3 separate regions of the Homo sapiens genome follow, and regions 1 and 2 are each linked to region 3. The links are chromatin loops, found by intact Hi-C in ENCODE. Cell type or tissue: IMR-90. All regions are shown on one strand.

Region 1 (8,000 bases), 94 kb after region 3:
ACCAATGGGACCAAACCAGAAAATTAAATAAAAATATAATTCACCACTCACACACCCTTAAGGGTCTAGATTCAATTTCCAAAAGCATAATATTGGGTAGTTACTTGCAGTTGTGAAAATAATTTCAATCTTGGAATCTTGGTACACAGTCCCAAAATTTAAAAAAAAAAAAAAAAAAAGGAAATCCACTGTAATCCCAGTGTCTTTAAAATAATGCTGCCAGCCCGACCCCACCTCACCCCACAGTCAACCAGTTACCATGGTTCAGGATAGGACAAACTTAGGTTTTGGACAAATGAAGAGTTCAATGGCTGTTAATTGTCACAGGCAAGAAAAGAAGGAAAACCAAAAGTTGATAAATGTTAACTCAACAATTATAGTCTTTACACAGCTTGCCTTAAAACTGCTCCAGTTCAGACTTACTCTGTTCAAAAGTGAATATACAGAACGTTAGTGTATCTCTCTATTTAAATCTCAGTCTCAGTACTAATCTTCTACCTCCATGAAACATACACAACAAAACAAAAGGAAGAGCTAGGGATTTGGGAAGAGGCACTTCCAGAAAAAAAGAAAGTGACGATTATTTCAGATTTGAATTTACCATTTTTACCATTTTTTCTGTTTCAAGGTCCCAGATAATATACATTTCTTCATTAATTATTCATTTTCTGAGTGCCTACTATGGCTGGAGTACTCTATTCGATTTCAAGCTTAGAGAGAGATTGAAACAGAAACAGTAACAGTCCCTGCCCATCTCACCCTTCATTAACTTGCTGTGTGGAAGACAAGCATACAGACTGGACCCTCATGAGGCAATGGTAGTAGGGCCCACAGGGAGGTGTGCTACTGAAGCACCCTGAGGGCCTGGAGCCCACCATGCCCGTGGAGAGAGGTGCTCCTGAGGAGACAGAGTTCTGTGCGTTCTCCCTATGGAGTCCTGCATTTACTAGATTTCAATCCTCTTCCCCTGACTGATTTCAATCCACACACCCTCCCACTATTTTTTTTTTTTTTAAATAATAATAGGCTTTCTGCCCCAACTAAAGGAATTTTAGGCTTCTGCAACAAGTGGAGGAGGCATTTTGAAGATGGGACACAAAGAAGTCTTCTTTCTCCAGATCCAGAAGTCAGGCCTTGTAAGAATTCAAGCCAAAAAAAGTTCATCCATGGGAAAAACGGTTCTTCTATCATCCAGCACGTATTTGTGCCAACAGAGCTGAGGGACTTGAGTAATTCAAGAGGCTAGGGGTTGGGGGGCAGATGTGTCCAGTGGCTCCCACAGCCCCGCCGTCCTGAAAGTCACGCCAGTTAATGTGCCTCGGGGTGGATCAGCCCTCCCGACAGATGACTACTAGGAAATTAATCCCCAGTTAATAATGTGCTTTGGACCAAGTAAGTCAAGATTATTTTTCCTACAATTATACAAAGATATGCTTTTCCAGAAGGGAACTTCTGGAAAAAGAACAAATAACACTATGCTTAAAATATTATTCACATATTTAGAGAAGAAAGAACTTAAAATAGCAGAAGACCTGAATACCATGATCCACGGTGCCCACCCCTGGGAGCATGTCTTTGTGTGAGACAAGACCTAGCACAGCAGGGCTGGCTTTCTAAGGGTACGGTGAGGCACCACTGAACTCATCAAGGAACTATGCCTAGTCTTGCCCCTCTGGTTTATGTCACCAGTATCAAAGAGAGAGGACCTCTGGATGCCTGAATGAGGCAAGAACTAATGTGAAGGCCTCAGCTGCCTTAAGAGAATTATGCCCTGATCTGGCACAGTGACGAATGTCTGTGGTTATACTGCTCGTGCCGCTGGTGTGCTGCTGGTGAGGTGGTGGGGTGTGGGTGTCTTTTAAGGAAAGCGCTACTATTTTAGCTCTCTTCCACTCCAGCTCTACAAATCAGTGCAAGTCTAGTTCAGGCAGGGTCAAACCATTTTGTTCACCTACTTTCCTGCCAGTGATTTCAACCTTGACCTTCAAAAATGCTCTGCAAGATTAAAAGTGATTTAAGATTGTTTTCTTTCAGTGCAAACTGCCAGTTGATACAACCTCTTCAGTTTCTGCCTGCCAGTATAAGATAGGGAATTGTTGATACTATTTAGTGTAAATAAAATAATTTCTTAAACATTGAAATACCAGTAACAGCTGGGGGAGGACTCACCGTTAGTCAATTACACTTATGAAACTTTCAAATAGAAATTTTATTTTCAGTGGATTCTGTTTTTCTTTCTTAACTGCAAAATCAGCAAGTCATTGGTTAAAAAGTATACTCTCCCCGCTTGAAGTCAAACAAGTATTCACCCTAAGAGGCAAAGTCCAGTATCTACAGTAAAAACTGGTAAGTAGTTGTTATTGTTTGTTTCAGAAATTATGCTAAAATCTAAAATATAAATTTTACAAATTTTCTTGAGGCAGAGAACTGCCACACCTAAGATGTCAGAACAATGAAACCACGTTTATAAAAAATGGTTTTTAGGCTCAAAAATTAGAAGAAAGAAATGTAACAGTTTTTTTGTTCCTCCCTTTTGCTTCATGGATAATCTTATCAGACCTTCAGACTTCATTAGCAGACAATTAATAGTCATCATACTTTTAAGAAATCTTTTAGTTTGATCATTGTATTTGAGTTTGTCTAACCAGAAATGGAACAGACTTAAAACCTGTAAACTGTACTTTGATAAACTGATTCCATGTTTTAAATGAAAATTTTTCATTTATGAAGGAAGATAATGTGAACTTTAAGTCATAGGACTTTAGGATATTTTTTAAAAGTACATTATTTCCAAGGTCATCATAGTATCAGATTAATGGATTGTTATAGCAGCCTATAATGGGTATTCAAATGAAAAAGCTCTGATATTTTAAAACAATTGTTTCTATATTGAAAATAGTGTTAACAATATGGCATCTAAGGATCTTACCTTAGGAAGCCTTCCCTCCATGTCCTTGTTTGGAAATGGTTCTTGACTGACCCAGACAAAGAGTTCTGGGTAATAAACCTATAGAGACACAAAAGCATACACATTCAGATTAAAAACAGGATCCACTCTGAAACTACACGGGATAACCTTAATGAGCTCAATTCTCCTCAATGGTTACTTATTCCCGACTACCACTTAGAGCACTGGGGAAACCATTAACTCTTTCAAACTGTTAGTGTGCTTCTGAACACGCACTGCACTCAGGAGAGTTTCAGCTCGATGTCTTCCAAGATTAAGTCCAATAAAGCAGAGATATCAATCAATGTTATTTTTAGCAGGCAAAGTAGCAGCTTCATGGTATGTCTGGCTGAGTGCACTAAGTCATCGGGGAGGTCTAACTTTCAAAGGATTCTATAAGTATCCTTGCAAAACTCCATCAAACACTGTTAAGGGTTATTCTGATCATTTATTAGAAGGCCAAAGATTATGAATAAAATAAAAGAGGAAAGAAAGCAGCAGCCCAGATTCTCTCCAAGTCCATGTGGCCAGTGACAACACATTCTGCCCAGCTGCCTGAAACAGCCAAGTGTCTGAGGGAGGGGCGGGAGATAGGTGTCATCACCATGAATGATTCAGAGAATACTAGCTGATGAATTCGGTGGTGGGAGGGGGTGGAGCGAGGGAGTGGAACTGAGTAACTCTTCTTTAAATATACAAAGGATGATTAGCATAAGGTTGCCGACCAGCTGTTCTCCATCTTCAAGTAATGACAGGAGAGGGGAAAGGCCTTAAAATTACAACTAAGATTTGGGTCAGCTCTAAGGAAGAACTCAGCATAAGAATTGTCAAATTACTAAAAGAAATTAGAGAAAAACTGTGAAATCTTCTTTAAAAAATTTAGAAACAGAATCCAACAACCATCTGTCAGGGCTAATTCACATTTAATATAGTTCTGATTGAAAGCAGAGTGAAATTAGGTAAGATTCCCTCCAGATCAGATTCTCCAAATTCTGCAATAAATAAGCCTCACATTTAATAAACAACAATTAAGAGTCACACCTCATTAACAGATTAACAAACAGACTTAGATGTGTGTTTACATTTTGGTTTTGGAAGCCGTAATTGAGGTAACCTAATCATTGAGTTGACTGTAATGCTTGGTATACCCCGATCAATCCATTTTGTCAGGGAATCTAGGGTAGGAAATGTAGATGGCTAAGTGTGTTCACTCTTCGGAATAATTGAACAGTAACTAACTATCTTTGCTCTACACCAGTGACATTTGTAGCACATCCTAGCTTACAAAGCAATTTTGCATACATTACTTAATTTGTCCTGATGATAAGCCAATAATATTGGTCTTATCATTAAACAAATGAAGAAATTGAAACTCAAAAAGGTCGACTTGCCCCAAGTCACACAGGTAGTGTAGGGTAGGACTGAAACTCACACTAGGTTTCCAGATTCTAAACTTCAGTTCCTTCCACTATCCTGCTGCCCTCGCATTATCCCAGAATGCAAATCGCCTACCACCACTCCCTCAAAATTATACCAGTCCACAGCCGCCACCCACGTTTGGGTCTTAAAGAGAGCTCATTCTGCAAGAGCTAGAACTATTTTCTTTTTGGACTGGGTCTGTTTTCTGAGCCATGTGGTTCCCCTCACCCCAACCACCTTACTTTTCCACATATTCCTCTCCTGTGCCCAGCTCCTTCAGAAAGTAATCCACCATCTGCCTTGTTTGGGACAAGCAGCCACTTCTGACATTTCCTTTATCCAGGAATGGGTGAAGAAAACAAAATAATCTCAAATACACAAGCTTTTTTCAGACTTATAACAAAGTCACAGCACACAAAAGCCCAGTTTGGGCTCAACTTTAGGGGACCCCAAGTTTGAATCTACTGTTAAATTCACTTCATATAAATGGATATAAAGTGATTACATTTCTATATTACCACTTTAAAAATCATATTTCAAGTACAGTCTTAAAATATTAGTGAGAAATTAAGTTCTGTTGGAAACCAAAAACGTTGATAAAAGTACATGTAAAAACTTTGTAGGCACAGGAAGCAAAGAAAAGCAAGGTCAGGTAAGTATTGTCATTCTTGCGTTCTTGTGCTTTTCTGGGATATTCCATTTTAACGAAATGACACTGCTTTAACATTTAACTTCTAAGCATCATTACTAAAACCACCAAAGTCTAATTTGTAGGGGAAAATAGCTTGCCTTTCAGAAATTATTACACCTATTCTAACAATCTGTTGTTCTAAGAACTCTCCATTTGCTAAAAAAAAAAAAAACAAAAACAAAAACAAAAAAAAAGCCAATGACTTTTGCCAAAGAACTTGGGAACATGAATATCTGACAGCAAAACACACATGACTAAGGAAACTTTCTCCCTTACTTCATATTTGTTACACTGACCAAGGCTTTTTTTTTCACTATTAGGCATTTTTAGCACATTAGGCATTTTTTAGTATTTGAATCATCAAGTAATCATTGTATACTTTTAGAAAAATGAACGTTGCTTTGGCCTTCTGGTAGTTTTCCAATCTCCTTCAAAGTCAGAACCTTAAGCCAAAAATGGCAGGGACAGAGGAGTCTCAGTTACATTCTTAAAACCTGCTTGGCTGGTATCTAAGAACTCAGCATATCCCTAGACATAGTACCTAAAGGAGATATTTAAACTTTTCATTTTTTTAAGCACAGCTAGTTTTAAGAAACCGTGGTAAATTACTGGAAACAAATATGATCTATCTGCATTACAGCATTGTTCTTTCTTATACCTGCAGTATTTTGAGACTCTAAAGTGAAGAGCTTAAGAGAAAAGATCTATTGACAATCATTAATTACCTTTGCTCTCAAATGATTCAGACCTGACCTTTGGTATTCCGCAAGGGCCTGAACTTCCATTCCATTCCCAGTGCTGGATGTGGAGAATGGGTGATCCCAAGCAACAATCATTTGCCTTTCTGTCAAAAGCTGTCTCGGTTTAAATGTACTGTATTTTCTTTGCCTCTTCTTCTCATCGGAACATGTTCTAGTCTACTCGCCAGGTGCTACTTCTGGCAGTCAGAAATAGTGCCACTTTTCAACTTCAAGTTTCTTACCAACCTTTTTTGCATTCATGCAGCAAGAGTTCATGAAATAGCTGCAAAGTGCTGGACACTGTTAGGTTGTGGGAATTGCAAGAGAAACAGAGTTTCTGCCTTCTAGATGCTCACGTCTGGGGGTGGGGCAGGTACAGCAGGGGTGATCAATCCACAAAAATTTACTTTTAAAAATGTGTTATGGGCTGACTTGTATCACCTCAAAATTCATATGGGGAAGTCCTAACCACCAATACCTCAGAATGTGATTGTATTTGGAAACAGGATCTTTGCAGAGGCAATTAAGTTAAAATAAGGACATCATCAGGGTGGGCCCTAATCTCAAGTGACCCATGTCCTTCTAAGAAGAGATTAGGACACAGATACACAGAGGAAAGACCATATGAAGACACAGGGAGAAGACAGCCATCTACAAGCCCAGAAGGGAGGCCTCAGAAGAAACCAACCCTGCCAACATCTTGATCTCAGACTTCCAGCGTCCAGATTGTTAGAAAATAAATTTCTGTTGTGTAAGCTGCCCAGTCTGTGGCACTTTGTTATGGCAGCCCTCGCAAACTAAACACAGTGTGCTTTTTAAGGGCAACAACAAAAAAGAAATATATAGGTTAAGTCAAATGTAATAGCTGCTGGAACATCTATCAACAGACTAAACAACAAACAAAACCAACATTTAGCATAATATCCAGTAGTGCTGTCAACAAAGGAAATGGGGGTGGCAGTGAGCACATCTGGGAGGGCATTTGATGGCTGTCAGAATCAGCCAAGGAAGATGATAGAAGGGTGAGGGATAAGTGCAGAATAAGCTCCATGCAGGCAAGTGGCCCTGTAGCCAGGTCTCCCTGCAGCTCCTAGGGGCCACAGCAGTAACAAGACCCACATGAACCCATGAGTTTCTGTGCCCTCAGTTTTCTAACTAGTTCAGAATATTAGGAACTGACAATGACCCTATCACTGAAGCTTTTGAGTGCTGATAATATGAGGGTCAGAAAACTGGTAAGCTGATCCATCTATCTAGAGTCCATCTGTGCTTGCTGAACTGTAAAGCTGCCCATTCTTCTTGGTGCTCATCAACTGACACTCCAAACATGGACACGTGGCTGATACTGCATTCCATTCATTCATTGTCTGAATTCAAGTTTGTGTTTTTCATGAAGGCCAATTAAATTAACTTTCTTTTTGACACTTCATTGAATTCTCTATTGTTGTTTCGGTGGTTTGCATCTAGAAAATTTAAGCGTTCTGGGTATGGGAATACCTCAAAACTGTTGTTTCATTAAACAAACCAAAGTTTGCATTAATCTTCACAAAAAGTATGTCTTCTTTTAAAACTGCTTTTTCCATGTATACAATAAACAATTGTTTTTGCCCAAATAAAATCCTCAAAACCCTCTAGAATACTATTCTTCCAGAAGTCTATTAGAAAATCAGAAAAGCAAATCGTACCTTCAACAATTGAGAAAACAAAAATGCTAGTTAAAAAAAAAAAAGTAGAGGGAAGGAAAATTTTGTTACTTTAATTTGGAGAATATGCAACAGTTTTGTTTGAATTCTGGGGAAGTTTGAGTGTTTATACTTGTCACTGAATATATTGGTTAATGCATCTTTTTCTATGATGCTATATTTATCTCACTGACAATTAGGTTGAAAAACAACAGAACGTCATAAAGAACCACACTGGTTTAAAATATACTAATCATGACTTGTATTTAGATATCCTTGATCAATTCTTAGGAAATACCAATTTTATGCTTTTGGGTATAATTAATATACTTAAACCCACTATATATTTAAATATTACTTATAGTGAAAATGTGCTATTTCGTACTGATTCTCTTGAATGTATTGATAGTTGGGTAAGTTTCAATATTCTATCACAGCATACAAATTGGAAATAAAATACTCAGGGTTTTGTCCCTCCCTTCCTTCTTTCCTTTCTTTTGAGGCTTGTTTTACTCTTTGGA
Region 2 (8,000 bases), 85 kb before region 3:
AAGTTAAGATAAGAGAAAAATAAAAAATAAATAAAATGAAGACAAGAGGATGTTTTAAGATGTGATTAAATTTGAATAAAGCAAAACAAGATTAAACAGTGGTTAAAAACAATTTAGTGCAGAGGAACCTTGCAAATTCAAGTGGTTACGGGGAGAAGACAGAGAAGGAAAATGAATGAAGTGAGCTGAATGAAAGAGGATGGAAGACAATGGGCACTGATTTTCCACTGCTGTGGAAACACAAATGACATAAGCATTACATCAGTCCAGAGAGTGCTGACCCCATCTAAAGGGAGTGTTTTTTCATTTGCTATCAGGAGGGCCCAGTGCTGCCAGATCTTCTCATAGCTGAAGAAAGTTTGAAATCTCACTGTACAGTTCAATGGTGTTAAATGCATTCATTGTGTTGAGCAACCACCACCATGATCTATCTCCATAAGTCTTTTGATCATGTAAAACTGAAACTCTGTGTTTATTTAGCAATAACTCTCCATACTCCTCTCTCCCTGATATGGTTTGGCTGTGTGTACCCACTCAAATCTCATGTTGAATTGTAATCCCCAGTACTGGGGGAGGGACCTGGTGGGAGGCGATCGGATCACGAAGGTGGATTTCCTTCTTGCTGTTCTTGTGATAGTGAGTGAGTTCTTACGAGATCTGGTTGTTAAAAGTGTGTAGCACTTCCGCCTTTGCTCTTTCTCCTGCTGGTCATGTGAAGACATGCCTTGCTTGCCCTTCACTTTCTACCATGATCGTAAGTTTCCTGAGGCCTTCCCAGCCATGCCTTCTGTAACTGCAGAACTGCGAGTTAATTAAACCTCTTTTCCTTGTAAATTAACCAGTCTCAAGTAGTTCTTTATAGCAGTGTTAGAATGGATTGATACATTCCCATTCCCTAACAACCACTTTTCTACTTTGTCTCTATGATTTTGACTGTTCTAAGTTGCTCATATAAGTGGAATCATACAGTATTTGTCTTTTGCGACTGGCTTATTTCACTTAGCATAGTGTCCTCAAGTTTCATCTGTGTTGTAGCATGTGTAAGAATTTCTTTGCTTTTTAAGGCTGAATAATATTTCATTGTATGTATATACCACTGTTTGGTTATCCATTCATACCATTGATGGACACTTGGATTGCTTCCACATTTTAACTATTGTGAATAAGATTGCTAGGAACATAGGTAAAAAAATGTCTCTTCAAGATACTGCTTTCAATTCTTCCTCTTTTTTTCTTTTCTTTTCCTTTTTTTTTTTTTTTTTAAAGTTATGGGATACATGTGCAGGACGTCTAGGTTCGTTACATAGGTTTACATGTGCCATGGTGGTTTGCTGCGCCTATCAACCCGTCAACTAGGTTGTAAGCCCTGCATGCATTAGGTATTTGTCCTAATGCTCTCTCTCTCCTTGCCCTATACCCCCCAACAGGCCTCAGTGTGTGATGTTCCCCTCTCTGTGTCCATGTGTTCTCATTGTTCAACTTCCGCTTATGAGTGAGAACATGCGGTGTTTGGTTTTCTGTTCCTGTGTTAGTTTGCTGAGAATGATGGTTTCCAGCTTCATCCATGTCCCTGCAAAGGACATGAACTTATTCTTTTTAATTGCTGCAGCTGCTTTCAGTTCTTTTGAGTATATACCCAGAAGTAGAATTGCTGGATCAGATGGTAATTCTATTTTTAATTTTCGAGCCACTACACTGTTTTCTATCATGGCTGGCATATTTTACATTCCCATCAACAGGGCACAAAGCTTCCGATTTCTGTACATCTTTGCCAAACACTTCTTATTTTCTGAAGTTAGTTTGTTTTTGGTAGTCGCCACCCTAAAGGGTGTGTGGTGGTATCTCATGGTAATTTTGAATTGCATTTCCTTAATGATTGGTGATGTCGAGCATCTTTTCATGTACCCATTAGTAGTTTGTATATCCTCTTTGGAGAAATGTCTATTCAAATCCTTTGCCCATTTTTGAATGGGGTTGTTTATATTGTTGGAGCTGTAGGAGTTCTCAATATATTTGTTAATCCCATACTGGATGTATGATTTGCAGATTTTTTTCTCCATTCTGTGTGTTACCTTTTTACTCTACTGATACCTTTTGATGCACATTTTTAAAGAATTTTTATGAAGTCTAATTTTCTCTTTTGTGTTTGTGTCTCTGGTATTATTAGGTTGGTGAAAAAGTAATTGAGGTTTTTGTCATTACTTTTAATGGCAAAAACCGCAATTACTTTTGCACCAACCTAAAATATCTAAGAAATCATTGCCAAATCCAATGCCATGCCATTATCCCCCTATGTTTTCTTCTAAGTGTGTTATAGTTTAGGTCTTATATTTAGGTCTTTGACATATTTTGAGGATTCTTTTTAACTTTCTAAAAAAATTAATTTATTTTTAAGTGACAAATTATTGTGTATATTAATTAGGTAGAATGTGATGTTTTGATTTACGTATACATTGTAGAAAGATTCACTGGAGCTAACTGACATATTTATCACCTTATGAACTTATCTTTGGGGTGAGGACATTAAAATTATATTATTTTGGCAACTTTGGAATATATAACACATTATTATTAACAGGCAGTACAATTATGAATCATTAAAACTTATTCCTCCAGTCTAACTGAAACTTTGTACCCTTTGATCAACATCTCCCCGTTTTCTATTTCCTCCCCTCGCTTTCAGCCTCTGGTAACCACCTTTCTACTTTGAGTTAAATTTGTAGCTAGTGTCAGGTAAGGGTCCAGCTTTTCTCTTGCATGTGGATATCCAATTTCCCAGCTCCCTTTGTCGAAAGACTGTCCTTTCTGCATTGAATGGCCTTGGCACCCTTTCAAAAATCATTTGACCGTATATGTGAGGGTTTTTCTGGACCTTCTATTCTATTTTATTGGTCTATATGTTTTTCTTTATGCCAGTTCCGCACTGTTTTTATTACTCTATCTTTGCAGTAAGTTTTAAAATTAGGAAGGGTGAGTCATCCAGCTTTGTTCTTCTTTTTAGAGACTGTTATAGCTATTCAAGGTCCCTTGATACTCCATATGAATTTTAAGATAGATTATTCTATTTCTGCAAAAAGTATTATTGGGATTTAATAGGGATTGCACTGAAGATCACTTTGTGTGGTATAAAAATCTCAACAATATTAAGTCTTCCAATCAGTGGACATGGAATGTGTTTACATTTATTTATGTCTTCTTTAATTTCTTATAGCAACATTTTGTAATTTTATTGTTTAAGTCTTTCAGCTCTTTGGTTAATTCGTAAGTATTTTACTCTTTTTAGTCTTGTTGTAAATGAGATTGTTTTCATGGTTTCTTTTTCAGTTCATTGTTAGTGTATAAAAAATCCAATTAATTTTTGTGTGTTGATTTGTATCCTGCTCCTTTGCTGAACTCATGTATTAGCTCTAACAATTGTTTGTGGAACCCTTAGCATTATCTACATATAGTAACATGATATCCACTGTGAACAGAGATAAATTTTACTTCTTCCCTTCCCATTTGGATAATTTTTATTTTTTTTCTGGCCTAATTGCTTTTGCTGGGTTTTCCAGTGCTATATCAAACAGAAATGGTGAAACTGAACATCCTTATTTTGTTCCTGATCTTAGAGGAAAAGCTTTCAGTCTTTCACCATTGAGTATGATGTTTGCTGTGGGTTTTTCTTTACTGAATTTTATTATGTTGAGGTAGTCTTATTCTATTTTCAGTTTGTTGCATATTTCTGCCATGAAAATATGTTGAATTTCCTCGACTGCTTTTTTCTGCACCAATTGAAATGATCATTCATTTTTTATTTTATTCTGTTAATATGATGTATTATGTTGAACATTTTTTTCTATGTTGAACTATCCCTGCATTTTAGAAATAAATCCCGCTTGGTCATGGTGTATAATTCTTTAAATATACTGCTAATTGTGGTTTGCTAGTATTATGTTGAGAATTTTTGCGTTGGAGAACTTTATCCCTTTTGTTCATAAGAAATATTGATCTTCAGTTTTCTTTTCTCTTAGTGTCTTTGTCTTCATTATCAGGGTAATGCTGAATTCATAGAACAAACTAGGAAGTGTTCTCTCTTCTTCAATTTTTTGGAAAAATTAGAGAAGTAGTGGTATCTGTTATTTAAATGTTTGGTAGAATTCACCCATGAAGTCATAATATCTGGTGATTTTGTTTGTCAGGAGATTTTTGGTTACTGACTCAATCTCCTTAATAGCTATAGGTCTATTTAGATTTTCTGTTTCTTCATGACTTGGTCTTGGTAGGTTTTATGTTCCTAGAAATTTGTTCATTTCATCTAGGTTATCTAATTTGTCGGTGTAAAGTTGTTCATAGTACTTCCTTTTAAGCTTTTTTACTTTTGTAGAATCAGGAATAATGTCCCCAATGTTATTTCTGCTTTTAGTAAACTGAGTCATCTCTTTCTCTCTTAGTCAATCTAGCTTAAAGTTTGTCAATTTCATTGATCTGTTCAAATAATCAACTTTTGGTTTCATTGATTTTTTCTGTTGCTTTTCTATTCTCTTATCTCTGATTTAATTTTTAATTATTTTCTTCCTTCTGCTGGCTTTGGGTTTAGTTTATTCTTCTTTAGTTTATTACTTATTGTAAGGTTAGGTTATTGATTTAAGATCTTTCTTGTTCTTTTAATGTAAACATTTGTAGCTATAAATTTCCCCTTTAGCATGACCTTCACTGTGCACTATATTCTGTAAGTTTTGGTATGTTCTGTTTTTATTTTTAGTTTTCTCTAAGAATTTCACAATTTCCCATTTGTTTTCTTCTTTGATCATTAGCTTTTCAACACTGCATCATTTAATTTCCACAAATTTGTAACTTAAAAAAATTGTACTGGTGTTATTGATTTCTAACTTTAACCTATTGTGGTTAGAGAAGATGCTTTGTATGATACTTGCCTTTTAAAGCCTAATGAAACTTAATCTGTGGTAAAACATACAGTGTATCCTCTAAAATGTCCCATGTGCATTGGAGAAACGTGTGCTGTTTTTGTTGGGTAAAATATTCTGTATATATCTATTATTATGTTAAGTCTGCTGTTTCCTTACTCGTCTTCTATCTGGTTGTTCTAGTCATTATTTAGAGTGGCATAATAAAGTCTCCAGTTATTATTGTAGAACAGTCTGTTTCTGCCTTCAATTATGTCAGTTTTTGCTTCCTATACTTTGGTAGTTATTAGGTGCATAAATAATTTTTATTATTATATCTTCTCACTGCATTAATATTTTTGTGAATATATAATTTCCTTCTCAGTGTTTTGTAATCTTTTTTGATTGAAAGTGTATTTTGTCTGATATTAGTGTAGCCACTTCTGCTCTCTTTTTGTTACTATTTCCATAGAATATCATTTTCCATCCTTTCACTTTATTTGTATCTTTGGATCTAAAGTGAGTTTCTTATAGACAGCACTTAGTTGGATCACATGTTTTCATCCATACTGCTGTCTTTTTATTGGAAAGTTTAGTACATTTACATTTAGAGTGATTACTGATAAGAAGAGACTTCTATTATTTCACTATTTTTTATTTTATATTTTATTTTTATTATTCTATATTTCACTATTTATTATTATATTATAGTGAAGTGTTTAAATTTTTCTCATGTCTAAATTCCCATACCATGGAGATTACATTTAACATCTTAAAGTGAATATGCTTTAATTTGAATTTATACCATTTTAACTTCAGTTACGTATAAAAACTCTGCTTGTTTACAACTCTGTCCTCACCTCTTTAAGTTGCTGATGTCACAGAATTACATCTTTATACACTGTGTGCCCCAAAACATAAACTAATAGTTTTTTAAAAATGTATTAGTCTCTGAAATTGTGTAGAAAACAAAATGTGGAATTAGAAACTGAAGTTACCATAATACTCATTTTTAAACTGATTTTAATGGCTTTGTCTCTTTAATCATGGTGTAAAAAAAAGTGGAACTACAAACTGTTGTTACAATACTAGCTTTTCTAATTGCTCACATATTTACTTTCATTGAGATATTTATTTCTTCACATGACTTTGAATTACCATCCATTGTTCTTTTATTTTATCCTGCAGGACTCCCTTGATCATTTTCTTTTTTTACAGAGAAGGTCTAGTGGTAATAAATTCTCTCAGCTTTAGTTTGTCTAGGAATGTCTTAATTTTTCCCTCATTTTTGGACAACAGTTTTGCCAGAAATAGGATTCTTAGCAGAGAGATTTTTTTTTTCTTTTAGCACTTTGACTATATGACCCACTATCTTCTAGCCTCCAGAGTTTCTGATGAGAAATTTTCTGAAAATCTTATTCATGATCCCCTTTTTGTGACTAGCCACCTTTCTCTGTCACTTTCAAAACTCTCTCATTGTCCTTTGTAAGTTTGTTTATAGTGTGTCTTGGTGTGAGTTTCTTTGAGTTCATCATTGAGCTTCTTGGATGTTTATATTAACATCAACATATTCAGGAAGTTATTAGCCATTGCTTCCTCAAATATTCTTTCTGCCCCCTTCTCTCTCTCTTTCCTCCCTCTGGAACTCACACAATGTATATGTTGGTCTGTTTGATGGCGTCCCACAGATCCCTGAGGATTCTTCACTTTTCTTCAATCTTTTTTCTTTCTGTTCCTCAGGCTTGATAATTTCCATTGTCCTCTTCAAGTTTACTGCTTCTTTCTTCTGTCTGATCAAATCTGCCTTTGAATCCCTCTGCCAAATTTTGCATTTTAGTTAGTGTACTTCTCAGCTTCAAATTTTCTTTTTGGTTTCTTTCTAGGTTTTGTATATGTTTATTAATATTTCCCTTTTGTTTATACTTCATTTCTTGACTTTCTCCACATCTCCCTTTGGTTCCTTGCTCATCTTCAAGACAATTGTTTTAAAGTCTTTATCTAGTAGTTCTCTTTCAGGAGCAGCTTCTGTTGCTTATTTGTTGCTCTTTGAATGGTCAATAGTTTCCTGTTTCTTTGTGTGTTTTATAGTTTTTTTTGTTGTTAAAAGCTGGACATTTGAATCTAATATTCTGGTAATTCTGAGAATCAGTTTTTCTCTTTCCCAGGTTTGAGTTATTGTTACTGCTTTTTAAAAATTGTAGGCTGTCTCTGGGCTGAGGATCAGCCTGAGATGTAAATTTAAGGTCTTCTCATGTCTTTTCTGAGCCTTTCTCTGGGCATGTGAAGTCACTTGCTAATTTTTCCCATATATGCAGTTATTTTTGGATGCCCTATTCTTTAACGTCTGGCTCCCAAAAGGAAAAAAAGAGAAAAATAAAGAGGGGGAAGGGCATCAGCCCTTTAAATTCCACCTCTTTGTTCACCACTCTGTGATCAGAAGCAGCAATAAGTGATGAAATATCCTTGATATTTGTAGGACAGGGTCCTTTTACGCCCACCCTGGCTCCTGGTAACTCTTTACATGCTGCTCCAGGAACACAAAACAACTTCTTGCCATGAGGCTAAGAGGTGGGGGATGGACAGCTGCCAATGTGCTAAAAGCTGCAATTGACTACAGTTTTTCATCCATGCCCTCCCCTGGAAATTTCAAGTCTTCGATAGACTCCAGAGTTCCAAAACAGTTACATCAGACAGAGTCTGCCAGTTCAATTGTTGTCTACAAGGGAAGATAGAATCCTTGTGCTTCCCCCTCTGCATCGTCCCAGTATCCTCTTAAAATGAAGTAATTTTTAATTCTAGAACTAATATATTATTAAAATATTAAATGTAAATGACTAAGGAATTACATTCTGATAGAGAACAATACTAGATGAAGTTTTCTGCTAATCTGTATCCTCAGGTAAATTTTCATGAGCCTAGGCATTTGCTTTATATAATCAAGCAATGCCAGAAGAGTGGGATGGACAATGAGCAATGTAAGAATTCAAAGACAAAACAAAACACGGTTGTCTGGTATGGTTATAGATGGCTTCAAGAAGAGGTAGGACTTGATCTGTCCTTCACAGGGTCATTAGATTTGAAAAAACAAAAACAAAACAAAACAGGTTAGAGGGG
Region 3 (8,000 bases):
AATGCAGAATCTGGGATGAGAGGACTCACAAGGCAAGGGATGGAGGTGGGCCCCAGGGGTTAAAATATGCAAGGGTAAGAAGTAGGACAGACAAAGACTTGGGGGAATTCTAAGGGTCAGAAGCTAGAGTGCTTTAAAAAGAACCAGAGTTGAGCTAGAATTAATGCTGCTACAAAAAGGTAAGATAATTGAGACTTGTAGAGAAAAGACAACATATTTTATGACTGTGTCTCTATAGTGAAGCCATGATGCACAGTAACATGCTGTGTATTTCTCCCAGTGCTCCTCACTCACCCTGCCTCCTGGGGATTCTAGAAAACCTACAAGTTTAGAACCTAAAGCAGCTCCTGGGAGAATGATAGTAAATGCCTGTCTTAACTCCTAAAAGTTGAACATGAGATCCTGAGCCATATAACATGATAAGTTCTTATCCTTCATCTCTTGCACATTTTAAAAGAGGCCTTCTCTGTGTCCCTCACTCAATGATATGGTTTGGCTGTGTCCCAACCCAAATCTGTTCTTGAATTGTAGTTTCCCATAATCTCCACATGCCATGGGAGGGACCCAGTGGGAGGTAATTGAATCATCAGGGCAGTCCCCCATGCAGTTCTCTTGATAGTGAGTTAGGTTTCATGAGATCTGATAGTTTTATAAGGGGTTTTTCTCACTTTACTCGGCACTTCTCCTTCCTGCCACCATGTGAAGAAGGAGGTGTTTGCTTCCCCTTCTGCCATGATGGTAAGTTTCCTGAGGCCTCCCTAGCCATGCAGAACTGTGAGTCAATTAAACCTCTTTCCCTTCTAAATTACCCAGTCTCAGATATGTCCCTATAGCAGCATGAGTATGAAATAATACAGTAAATTCATACCACAGTGAGTGGGGTGCTGCTAAAAAGATACCTGAAAATTTGGAAGCAACTTTGGAACTGAGTGTCAGGTAGAGGTTGGAACAGCTTGGAGGGCTCATAAAAAGACAGGAAGATGTGGGAAAAGTTTAGAACTTCCTAGAGACTTGTTGAATGGCTTTGACCCAAATGCTGATAGTGATATGGACAATAAAGTCCAGGCTGAGGTGGACTCAGATGGAGATGAGGAACTTCTTGGGAACTGGCGTAAAGGTTACTCTTGCTATGCAAAGAGACTGGCAGTATTTTGCCCCTGCTTTAGAGATCTGTGGAACTTTTGAACTCAAAAGAGATGATTTAGGGTATCTGGCAGGAGAAATTTCTAAGCACCAAAGCATTCAGGGGGAAGCAGAGCATAAAAGTTTGGAAAAATTACAGCCTGATGATGCAATAGAAAAGAAAAAACCATTTTCTGGGGAGAATTCAAGCCGGCTGCAGAAATTTGCATAAGTAACTAGGAATCTAATGTTAATCACCAAGACAATGGGGATAATGTCTCCAAGGTATGTCAGAGACCTTCACGGTGGACCCCCATCACAGGATCACAGGCCTAGGAGGAAAAAATGGTTTCCTGGGCCAGGTCCAGGGCCCCCCTTCTCTGTGCAGCCTCAGAACATGGTGCCCTGTGTCCCAGCCACTTCAGCTCCAGCCATGGGTAAAAGGGGCAAAGGTAGAGCCTGGGCCATGGCTTCAAGGGTGCAAGCCCCAAACCTTGGCAGCTTCCACGTGGTGTTGAGCCTGTGGGTACACAGAAGTCAAGAATTCTGGTTTGGGAACCTCTGCCTAGATTTCAGAGGATGTGTGGAAATGCCTGGATATCCAGGCAGAAGGTTGCTGCAGGGGTGGAGCCCTTATGGAGAACCTCTCTGCTAGGGTAGTGTGGAAGGGAAATGTGGAGTCAGAGCTCTCACACAGAGTCCCCACTGGGCTACTGCCTAGTGGAGCAGTGAGAAAAGGGCCACCGTCCTCTAGACCCCAGAATGGTAGATCCACTGACAGCTCACACCATGCTCCTGGAAAAGCCACAGACACTCAACACTATCCTGTGAAAGCAGCCAGAAGGGCACTATATCCTGCAAAGCCACAGAGATGGAGCTTCCCAAGGCTGTAGGAGCCCACCTCTTGCATTAGTGTGACCTAGATGTGGGACATAAAGTCAAAGGAGATCATTTTGGAACTTTAGGGTTTAATGACTGCCCTATTGGATTTCAGACTTGCATGGGGACTGTAGCCCCTTTGTTTTGGCCAATTTCTCCCATTTGGAACGGGTGTATTTACCCAATGCCTATACCTCTATTGTATCTGGCAAGTAACTAACTTGCTTTTGATTTTATAGGCTCCTAGGCAGAAGGGACTTGCCTTGTCTCAGATGAAACTATGGACTTGAACTTTTGGGTTAATGCTGGAATTAGCAAAGATTTTGGGGGACTGTTAGAAAGGCATGATTGTGTTTTGAAAAGTGAGGACATGAGATTTGGGAGGGGTCGGGGGGACAGTAATATTTTTTGGCTGTGTCTCCACCCAAATATCATCTTGAACTGTAGTTCCCATAATCCTCATGTGTTATGGGAGGGACTTGGTGGGAAGTAATTTAATCATGCAGGTGGTTCCCCATGCTGCTGTCATGATAGTGAGTTCCCATGAGATCTGATGGTTTTACAAGGGGCTTTTCCCCCTTGCTTGGCACTTCTCCTTCCTGCTCCATGTGAAGAAGGACATGCATGCTTCTCCTTCCACTATGATTGTTAAGTTTCCTGAGGCTTCCCTAGCCATGCAGAACTGTGAGCCAATTAAACCACTTTCCTTTATAAATTATCCAGTCGTGGGTATGTCCTTATAGCAGCATGAGAACAAACTAATACACCCACCCAGAGAGAAAATGTGTTGAAATGGCAAGATTACCAGAAGAAGGCTCTGGGACATAGGTCCAGTCCTGGCTTTGCCAAAACTTATATGACCTTAGACAAGTCACTCAGACTGCCTGGGCTTTACTATCCCCATTTGGAAATAAAAATATTAACATAGATTCTATGTTATAGACAATCCGGCCGGGCGCGGTGGCTCATGCCTGTAATCCCAGCATTTTGGGAGGCTGAGGCAGGTGGATCACGAGGTCAGGAGATCGAGACCACAATCCTGGCCAACATGGTGAAACCTTGTCTCTACTAAAAATACAAAAATTACTTAGGCATGGTGGCGGGTGCCTGTAGTCCCAGCTACTCAGGAGGCTGAGGCAGGAGAATCACTTGAACCTGGGAGGCAGAGGTTGCAGTGAACCAAGATTGCACCACTGCACTCCAGCCTGGCGACAGAGCAAGACTCCATCTCAAAAAAAAAAAAAGATCCCTGAGTCTAACAATCTATGAAGCAAAAGAGAGAATCAGATACAGCTTCTTCATAGATAGGTTCCCCGGAGGCTATGTTTAATGCATGACTCTCAAGTCAGGCTGGTTCCCAGGTCCTGATTCATCAGGCTGGTGATTTATTAGGCTTAAATAACTACTATTCCCATATAAAAACAAACAAGCCTAATTTCGTTTATTTCTCCTACCTAAGAAAGAAGTCAAATGTTAATAATTTATAAAAATAGTGAAATAAGAAAGGACAAGGGATTGAAAAACCAGAGGCAAAGGCTTTTTTTTGCTTTGAGAAAGATGACAGACCATTTCCTTGAGTTATTAGTGTACAGTGTCTAGGGAATGCATATAAAGAGCAGATGAATCCATTTGGCATGTCCACACAGCAATATTTGGAGAGGATGGGAGTATTTCCAGAGAATGATAAACACTAACATGCCTTCAAAAGCCTGAACTTGGGGTGGAGCAGAGACTTAGAAAGATACTAGTCTGAGAATGACATAATTCTAAATGCATGACTCACATTTACTTTCACTAAGCAAAGTTTCTGGGTAGAATATATACCCAGGGATGTCGTTAGTATTCCTTGTAGAATCATTACCTGGGACAACAGTTAGTCAATTACTAATACTCCTGCAGATTGAAAAGAGATAGGCTCCAAGCAGGATGAGATTGAGTTTTACTTGAATGTTTCCTAATTTGCTTTTCTTATTATATTTACTGTACTAGAGAAGCAGTGTGTGCAGTGGTTAGAAACTTGAAGACACTCTACCCATGGTGTATCATTTAGTAGCTGGGTGAGCTTGAGCAAATTATTTAATCTCTTGCTTCAGTTGGCATGTCTCTGAAACAGGATTATAACAGAATCTCAGAGTTGTTGTAAAGACTAAGTGAGCTAATACTCATATATAGCTTGGAAGAGTGCCTACTGAGTGCTGAGTAGCACTGTGTGTTACCTAGGGTAATTATTGCTCCTGTTACATATGTTGGTGTGGAATAACTTGTGTGGCCACGACCAGGTAAGGTGCAGGTATCTAATTTGGAGTCATGATTGGGCACTGGCCAAGTAATGATAATTGTTAACATCGGCTGGACTAAAAAGACCAAAACTTGGGTGGAAAAGTCTTACTACTTCTTACTCATGGTTAAGTCTTCTCACATAACCAGTAGTTGGCTGTACTTTGGTTTTCATTCTAATCGTACCCCATCTCTCCAAAGTGGGAAAGAAGAGTTGAATGAGTATAACTTGATAATGATATGAAAAATTCAGTGGTCTGAGATAGAAAGGTGATGTGTTGTGACAATTCTTTCAACAATATTGGGAACTGGATTAGGAGTGAAGGATCATGAAACTAGCAGCTATTATAATTCACAGATGCATTTCACTCCAGAAATAGGATATTCCAAGCTCTTTCCGTGCTTACTTAGTTCTTTATAGATTTTCAGTTTTAGCAGAGAGTATTTGCCAATCATATGGCACCATCATATGCTTGAAATGAGAAAAACACCATTTGGGGACAACTGGACTCAAGAGAATTAACATGTTTCCATGCTGTCAATATTACTAAGAAGGAGTCAGACATTCCTTACACAATATCTTCTTTCTATACTTTTTATTTTAAGTAGATACACTGATCTGTGTAATGTTTCTAATTCCAAGTCTGTGTAAATAAAAAAGGAGAAGTGGATTGGATAGCAGGTCATACATAGAGAACAACATGACTCTCTAAGTAGCAGGTCATACTCAGAGAACAGTATGCCTCTTGTTTTATTTACCTCTTTTCAAATAAGTAAAACAGCCTCTGTTTTCTTCTCTTTTCCTCTCTGACATTCTGGTAAGTTTAGTATCCATTATTCAAACAACTATGGCTAAAAACAAAGTTTAACATTTTTTGTATCTAATTGGAAAACAATGAAGCGTTCTCATTACATGATGATAATAAACAACACTCTGGGCTTGTTCTTTCCTAACTTCATTTCTTATTTGAACAAACATCCTTTCTGCACCCCAGTAATTGTTCACGTAAACCATAGTTCATTTCTTTAGTTCAAGTCCAGGAACCAAACTTTGTTTGCAAAAGTGCTCTAATCTTTACTGAGTACAGTTGGCAAACAATTTCATTTTGTGTGTACTAAGAAGGGTGCAAGGTTGGAAATGAGGGATGTGAGGCTACAGACTGGATAGCAGTGGACATTTTTTCTGAGGTAATGACTTTAATAATCCTACACTTGACAGAAAGGGCAAGACAGAATATAAAGTTGACAGTTCTAAGCTTTATTATTCCCCTGAATTTTGGCAATTACTTTAGCTCTTGTAATCAGTCATTACACTTACCATTTTATCTCTAAAGCCATAGATTGAAAATACTTATACACATCCACTAATCTCTATATCAATGGTATCAAGCAGATGGTAGATTGTGTAAGTTAGGATTAGTATCAACTGCATGTAACAGACAAATTCAGAACAACAGTGACTTAAACAAGATTGATGTCTCTTATTTCTCTCTCACACAAACAGAATACAAAAGTAGGCAGTCCAGAACTGATAAGGTGGCTCCACTGAGTTGTCAGGAACCCAAGATCCTTCCATGTCTCTGTTTTATCATCCCTAACTGTGGCTTCTGTCCCTAAAAGCCCCCCAAAGCCTCCAAATCACATTTATAGACTGGGGAACAAATGAAGGAGACTCTCCATTAAGGGATTTTTCCCTGGAACTCCATTTAACCATTATATCTACATCTCATTGGCTGAAACTTAATGACAGCTAAGAGGGCTGCAAGAAAGGCTGAAAAATTGTGCCTTTTGCTAGGTAGTTACACACCCAGCTAAAGATGTGGTCTCCTATGGCCAAGAAGCAAAGCATAGATAATGGAAGTTAGCTAGCAGTCTCTGTGCAGAATATTGCAGTAGATTCTAAGGGTAGAAAGAAATTGAAAGGAGCCTGTGAAATAACACCTAGCCTTTCAGAAACCTATATTTATCTTCTCTAAGTTTATTATTTCTATAAGTAAATGCAGGTTAGCAGGTTATATTATTAAATTCATGTATTGATAATGTAGCAGTTGCAAAAACTGATTATAGAAAGTGGAGGACATAAGAGAATTAAGTCAGGAAGTTAGCTTTTCTACTCTTCTCAGACCACCCATCTGCTGATCCTCAGGAAGTTACATGCCATGATAGTGTGAGCATTATGCACATATCACCACGTCCTGACACCTCTACAAACAAAAGGCAAGTGCATATGCAAAGAGAGGGTAATTTGAGGTATAGGGGAGACCCAGACATTGTCATAACAAAATAGATGACTCCAGAACTGCTGCTCGGTTGAAGAAAAACTCTATTAAGTTCTAGATGACTTAAGAGAAGGCATATATTTAGAATAACCTATGTAGGAAATGAAATTATGCACAATACTATGATAAAAATGAGTCCATGAGTGCTGAAGGGGCACAGGAAACACATACACAAAGGTAGGACTCAGTGAAGAAAAGCCTGGGGAGAGAGAGTATTGAGGGTCTAGTTGAATGAAGGTCCCAGCCAAGAAGCCATGTGGAGGATTCCAGCTGGCTGAGAGGGTACTGGTAGTTCGTTCTCTCCTCACAACGTTAGTTTCAAACACCTCTTAGGGCTTAGAAGAAAAAAGTGTGCAATTTAATCACCTATTACTCCAGAAATAGTTGAAGCAAGAATCGGAATCACATCTATCATCCCATAAAAGCCAAATAATGAAATTTTAAATGGAAACTAAGAGCAGAAACGCAGACACCCACTTGTAGATCACAGAAAGAACACCTCTCTTGGGGTATTTTGTTCTTTGCCCTGGCTGTAAGGGAATCCCAGGTCAAGTCCACACGTGGAGCTCACTGTGGTCAGGTAGCCCTGGGTGACCTAAGTCTTCTCAGGGATCTTTGTGAAACACGCAACCCTATTAACTTTACAGTTTTATTTAGTCTCACTCTAAGGGGTGGATCAGTCTTTCTGACTGACCTGAGACAACCCCGTGCAGCTGTGGCCTTGACAAAATTCTCAGTTATCCCTCTGGCAAGGACAGAAATGAAATCATGAAAGGATTAAAAAAATTCCTTTTTCTCTAAGATTGCAAAGTCCCCTCAGATGGTTGAATGGAGAGCAGATAAGGAGAATGCGTGAGAAGCACTTTTCCTCAGACCTCAGCCTTCCTGTAGCCCAACCCAACAGCATTTTACCCCTAGGATTATAAAGAGAATGACTGGGGAATTAGACCAGCAGTATTATTAGCAATATACTAGGAGGCACAGCCCCCATTTCTACCTCAGGATCTGAAGTACCTTTGATACATCTTCTGGTTTCTTGGGCTTTGTCCTATTCTGATAACAAGTGCAGGCACAATTCGAGAGGCTTGATGTATCACACTTCTTAAACCTCTTCAATGTGGCTGGCCAAAAACAACACTTGACCATCCTTTTTCTTCCCCTTGAAGGTGCTGTAGGGCTGTATTTGGAACACTTAGGGGTTCTGGGAGCCACCAGTGGTCCTTGCAAAGAGAAACTAGGGAACAGGGATGTTCTCAGCTGTGAGGATCTGTGAAGGGTATTCTCCTAGCCTTCTACTTGGTAAAATGTCATAGAGATGCATAAAAGGGAGACAAGCAAGGCTCTTCAAACTGTTTATGGAAAAGCACAATATTCATGTATTAAATTAACATCTGATGATGCCCGTCTTAATCAGGCATTAAACCAGGAACTAGAGATACAATG

The links. Hi-C counts contacts between places; a loop is a spot of excess contacts. Peaks named below come from ENCODE experiments on the same cell type or tissue, not always from the same donor. Only the 100,000 strongest peaks of a DNase experiment are listed, where the experiment ranks them.
Region 1: it touches region 3 in a loop (2.3-fold over the local background); 4 of 110 quality-filtered maps call a loop at or near these places.
Region 2: a loop joins it to region 3, with 3.0 times the contacts of the local background. A loop is called at or near these places in 4 of 110 quality-filtered maps.

What each region holds. Positions count from the first base shown.
Region 1 is chr5:111,732,501-111,740,500 of GRCh38, forward strand. NREP (neuronal regeneration related protein) reads right to left here. Exons shown (of 4, transcript NM_004772.4): 3 at 2,930-3,007. STARD4-AS1 (STARD4 antisense RNA 1) reads left to right here. Exons shown (of 7, transcript NR_040093.1): 6 at 1-2,346; 7 at 5,804-7,226. Among named protein-coding and RNA genes, the nearest start is that of NREP, 21 kb to the right of the region's middle. In IMR-90, no CTCF peak of the experiment used is centred here; DNase peaks (open chromatin) are centred at 1,701, 3,591 and 5,421; H3K27ac peaks cover 3,027 bases.
Region 2 is chr5:111,553,734-111,561,733 of GRCh38, forward strand. The region is part of intron 1 of STARD4-AS1 (STARD4 antisense RNA 1); the gene reads left to right. Among named protein-coding and RNA genes, the nearest start is that of STARD4, 45 kb to the left of the region's middle. In IMR-90, no CTCF peak of the experiment used is centred here; no DNase peak of the experiment used is centred here.
Region 3 is chr5:111,638,369-111,646,368 of GRCh38, forward strand. All of the region lies in intron 1 of STARD4-AS1 (STARD4 antisense RNA 1), which reads left to right. Among named protein-coding and RNA genes, the nearest start is that of NREP, 110 kb to the right of the region's middle. In IMR-90, no CTCF peak of the experiment used is centred here; DNase peaks (open chromatin) are centred at 3,363 and 3,663; H3K27me3 peaks cover 2,056 bases.